2 separate regions of the Homo sapiens genome follow, and region 2 is linked to region 1. A link is a loop called in an ENCODE intact Hi-C map of the cell type or tissue named here. Cell type or tissue: CD4-positive, alpha-beta T cell. All regions are shown on one strand. Region 1 overlaps TMEM131L (transmembrane 131 like). Region 2 has its middle 40 kb from the start of TMEM131L.

Region 1 (2,500 bases):
GGAGGGAGAATCATACGTTACTTGTCTTTTTAGGATTGGCTTCTTTCATTTAGCGTAATGTCTTCAAGATTTATCCATGTTGTTGCATGTGTTTTCTGTGTTTTTTTTTTTTTTTTGTTAACATCATGTTGTTATTACACAAGAAGTGCATGTTTATTTTACAGTTTTTCAACAGTATACAGAAGAATAAAAAGATTACATTATTCCCCTACCCAACATAACTTTTGTTATTTTGGTGTATGTGCTTCTACTGAGCCTGCAACTTAAAGCAGAATCGTTTAGAGTGAAATCTTACACGTGCTGCCCTGGGACCTCTGGTTTTCTTGGGTGTGAGAGGAACTGTTGAATGTAAATTTTCAAGAGAGTGAGAAATCAAGTGTGGGTCTGTGAGGCTGTGGTGAAGGAGCCGGAGGAGAAACGTGGAGTGGTGAAGTGGGAACCCTCAACCGCCATTTGTGAAATGGGACGTTCTCACCTTTGAAGCTTGAGCTTGTGGGTTTTGAGTTCCTGTTTTGTGCCCTTTTAATGTCAACTTTCTAAGTTCATAAGTTGGTAGGAAATAGGTGTCCTAACTTCCATTGTGTGCAGATAATAGGAGACTTAAATAAAAGGTGGGTGAGAAGCAGGGATGTTGCATGCCAAGCACTAGGGGAAGGAGGAGACCGGGATGGAAGTAAACGTGAAGGCAGTGCTGCGGGCAGAGGGACCGCCCTCTGGGCTCCCTGGGACTCGGTCTGTGTGGCTCTTCCAGGAAGCGTGACCCTTCCCCCTGCCTCATGCTATTTCTGCCAGAACGCTTTGGTGCCCTACCGAGCTCTCTCTTCTCGTTTGGCTCCACCCAGTAAGATGGAGTTCCTTAAGAGCAAGGTCCTTCAGTTATTTCTTATTTTTTATCCCCAGCACCTAGCTGGGTTCCCTCGCCCTAGCCAGTCTTTAATAAATGCTTCTTGGAATGAAAGAATGAGAGCCTGCCCAGAAGGTGGTCATTCCCATATCTCATCGTGTGCCACAGCCCATTTCATTTCTCACCTCACCTCCCCATCCCCATCCTTTGTGAAGTCCCCTTCCTGGAGGGCCTCCCCATCCTCCCACTATCACTGCCCACAGACTACTTTGAGCAATGGGTTGCTTGAAGCCCTGCCTTGAGTTACACTGGGTGATCTAGACCAGGCAGAGGAAATCCCCATTGCCTTTGCCTGGGCTACAGAGCTTGGGTTTTCCCTTAGTCCACTCTGATACATGGTAGTTAGACTTTATAGGACTTAAGGATGAGTAGGTTTTTGTGGCTTGGTTTGCTCACCTAATCATCAACGTACTGTGTTTCTTAGTTCTTAAAAAAAATAGTTTAAGGCCATAGGATTACCTGTATTTTTAACTTTTGTGCCCTTAGAATTTTATGTTAGAATAAAATCTGAAATATAGTTTCTTGTGACTATAATTCCCAAATGTTATGTCAGGCATTGGCAAGCCATGTTATTTAAAACTGCCAGAAGTATGTTGCCTTTTAAGTGGAAGTATTTGTGAAACGTATGAATTTCCTAGTATCCCTCTAGGCTGCTGTGTGTTGAATGGAATTCCTTCTATAAGACGTGAGATTAGGCAGTTTGCCTTAAGCTAGCAGAGGGGACTAGCTATTCATTTTAGGAATGAATGGAGGCCAGAGAGAAGCATAATAAGCCAAAACTTAAAATTCAGAAGGGAAATAGCACTACATTGTTTAGGAGGAAACTAAATCTGTGGCATAAGTCTGAAGGTAAGACTTGGTAAAAAGAAGGGGAAGTCTTTGAGGAAGAAGAATTGAGGCTTTAGAAAATGCAAAGGCTGACATTTGCAGAGCTGGTCGGCTAGTTGTTTTGAAGAGGGTGCTAATGGGAAGCACTCAGGAGGTTGTGTGCTTCTAATTGGCCTCAAGTTTTATAGTTGAATTTTCATGGATCGTTATCATATTATTATTGATGGGATTATGGAGAAAAGTCTGCGGTTAGTGTTAAAAGAAAATTAAAATATTTCCAAATCAAGGCCACACCCAGAAAAGATCTCACCTTTACTCCTGCAGTCAGGCTGATAGATTACATAGCAAGTTGTATTTTGTTTTGTACCCCATACTCAGGGTGATACCCAAGGTTTTACCTAATCAGAGGAGGCCTCAGCCTTCCATAAAGGGAGCATGTTCTGTTTGATTATCAGCCCTGCCCTTACTTCATGACATAGTTTTCTCATTAGAAAATTCATGTTTATTGTAGGAAGATTAAGTAACTCAGAAAAGAACAAAGAGAATAAAAGTCGTCATCACCCAATCTCCTGGCTGAGAACTGATTTACCAGCACGTCTCACTTTAGGTTTTCTGTCTTTCCCATGTTTCACTTCTGTTTTTTTTTTTTTTTTTTTTCCTGTCTTAGCTGCAAAGTCTAGTGGGGAATTTGGCCCCTGGCTGCTCTGGATTGCCATTCTCAGAGCTTTGCATTCTCAGGAGTTCCCTTCCAGGGCATGTAGCCCAAGG
Region 2 (2,500 bases), 96 kb before region 1:
GTCTCAAAAAAAATAAATAAATAAAAAAATAAAATTTGTTAAAAATACTACCTTTTAGGGTCCTGTGCGGAGGATTACGCCTGTAATCCCAGCACTTTAGAAGGCCAAGGCAAGTGGATCGCTTGAGCCCAGGAGTTAAAGACCAGCCTGGGCAACAAAATGAGACCCTGTCTCTACAAAAAATTAAAAGGATTTATGTGGGTGTACTGGTGTGTGCCTGTAGTTCTAGCTACTCGGGAGGCAAGAGGATCATTTAAACCCAGGAGTATAATGCTGCAGTGAGCCATGATTATGCCACTGCACTCCTGAGTGACAGAATAAGACTCTGTCTCAAAAAAGAAAAAACAAAAACAGAAACAAAAAAAACCTGCCTTTTGGCCAGACGCAGTGGCTCATGCCTGTAATCCCAGCACTTCGGGAGGCTGAGACGGGCGGATCACAAGGTCAGGAGATTGAGACCATCCTGGCTAAAACGGTGAAACCCTGTCTCTACTAAAAATACAAAAAATTAGCCAGGTGTGGTGGCGGGTGCCTGTAGTCCCAGCTACTCGGGAGGCTGAGGCAGGAGAATGGTGTGAATCCAGGAGGCGGAGCTTGCAGTGAGCCGAGATCACGCTACTGCACTCCATCCTGGGCGACAGAGCGAGACTCTGTCTCAAAAAAAAAAAAAAAAAACCTGCCTTTTAGTTGGAATTAATTAATGCAGAAGAAAATTTCTAATGAATATTTATATGTCTTTAGGTTAAAAATTGGCTTTCTAGGCTGGGCGCAGTGGCTCACACCTGTAATTTCAGCACTTTGGTAACCCAAGGCTGGCAGATCACTTGAGCTCAGCAGTTCAAGACAAGCCTGGCCAACATGGTGAAACCCCATCTGTACAAAAAATACAAAAATTAGCTAGGCATGGTGGCCCATGCCTATAATAATCCCAGCCACTCAGGAGGCTGAAGTGGGAGGACCGCTTGAGCCTAGGAGGTCAAGGATGTAGTTAACAATGATCGCACCACTGTACTCCAGCCTGGGTGACAGAGCGAGACACTGTTTCATGAAAGAAAAAAAATTGGCTTTCTAAAGTTAAATCCCAAATGCTTTCTGGAAAACCTCTTTAGAATATAAGTTACCAGTTTGGAGGCTGAATCTGATGCAGAAAGGGTGAGCTGTTTTGCAAGCCTGAACTTGGAAGGCATCATGTTTCTCACAACATTTTGAAAAGTAACTATAGGAACTTTTAACTCATTTAAATTGAACAGATGTGCGGTTTTTTCTCTGTTCAGTTGTGGTTGTTGCTGTGTTTAAGTAAATGTACTTCTTGCTTGCATGTGTTTCCTGTGAGCTCTGGAAACTCACACCTGACTGAATTTAACTTGCTTAGATTTGATTTGATTCTTAGGTCAACTGGAACAATTATTTTGCCTTTAAGTACCCTAACAAAATGTTTATATGTACAAGGATCAAAAAGGCCTGTCTGTCTGTTTGTTACAGATAAAAATATAGTTTTTATAACGATGCTTACGTTAATAAGATCCAGAAAAATAACTTCTTTTTTGGAAAAGTGTCAATCTTTGATGTAACACAGCTTCAGGGAATAAAATTATTTTGCATAACCATAATTGAAAGTGCTATATCTTCAGCAGGAAGGTAGGATAAATAAATTTTTGTTTAGAACAAAATTTTTTAAAAAGACAGTATGGGCCAGGCACAGTGGCTCACACCTATAATCCCAGCACTCTGGGAGACTGAGGCAGGAGGAGCCTAGGAATGTGAGACCAGCCTGGCCAACATGGTGAAACCCAGTCTCTACTAAAAATATAAAAATTAGCCTGGTGTGGTGGTGTGCGCCTGTAGTCCCAGCTACTTGGGAGGCTGAGGTGGGAGGATCACCTTCTTTTCAAGGCCATCTGTCCCTTCAAAATATATTTAATTCCAACATACCACCTTACTCCTAAAGTGACCTTATTATAACATTGTTAACATTGCGATATAGTTGTCACTGCTTCTAAATATTCTGTTGAAATATGTGAAAAGTTAACTTTTTTTTTGAGACAGAGTCTTACTCTGTCATCCAGGCTGGAGTGCAGTGGCACGATCACACCTGCACCTTCTGGCCCCAGTATTTTCAACTTCCACTCTAAATTTTAAAAATCATTAGCATGCAAGTGTGCTTCCGTGAGCCCTCCATCAGGCATGCCCTCTATCTAAACCCATTTCTTCAAGGCACAGCTTAAGTCCAACCTCCTTGATGAGGCCTTCTGTGATAATTCCAGGTCACAGAAACCACCCTTCAGCTCTTACTCTGAACTAAATAACAATGTAAGGTATGTACATTCCTCTGGCACTGGTCATCTTCATAAAGTTACCCAAATGTTCATGTTTGGATGTCTTGTATCCACTACATTTCTAGCACCTTCCTCCTTGAATGGTCCACATAGAAGGCACTTAATATTTCTTGAATGAGTTAATCCAGTCCATTCATTGCGGGTGATGATTATTGCCTCAGTTA

The links. Hi-C counts contacts between places; a loop is a spot of excess contacts. Peaks named below come from ENCODE experiments on the same cell type or tissue, not always from the same donor. Only the 100,000 strongest peaks of a DNase experiment are listed, where the experiment ranks them.
Region 2: a loop joins it to region 1, with 2.4 times the contacts of the local background. A loop is called at or near these places in 10 of 110 quality-filtered maps.

What each region holds. Positions count from the first base shown.
Region 1 is chr4:153,521,763-153,524,262 of GRCh38, forward strand. All of the region lies in intron 3 of TMEM131L (transmembrane 131 like), which reads left to right. Among named protein-coding and RNA genes, the nearest start is that of TMEM131L, 57 kb to the left of the region's middle. RefSeq lists enhancers at 1,017-1,066, 1,240-2,080. In CD4-positive, alpha-beta T cell, no CTCF peak of the experiment used is centred here; DNase peaks (open chromatin) are centred at 459, 699 and 1,179; H3K4me3 peaks cover 1,406 bases; H3K27ac peaks cover 2,500 bases.
Region 2 is chr4:153,425,433-153,427,932 of GRCh38, forward strand. No RefSeq gene overlaps it. Among named protein-coding and RNA genes, the nearest start is that of TMEM131L, 40 kb to the right of the region's middle. RefSeq lists an enhancer at 1,122-1,321. In CD4-positive, alpha-beta T cell, no CTCF peak of the experiment used is centred here; a DNase peak (open chromatin) is centred at 1,269; H3K27ac peaks cover 2,177 bases.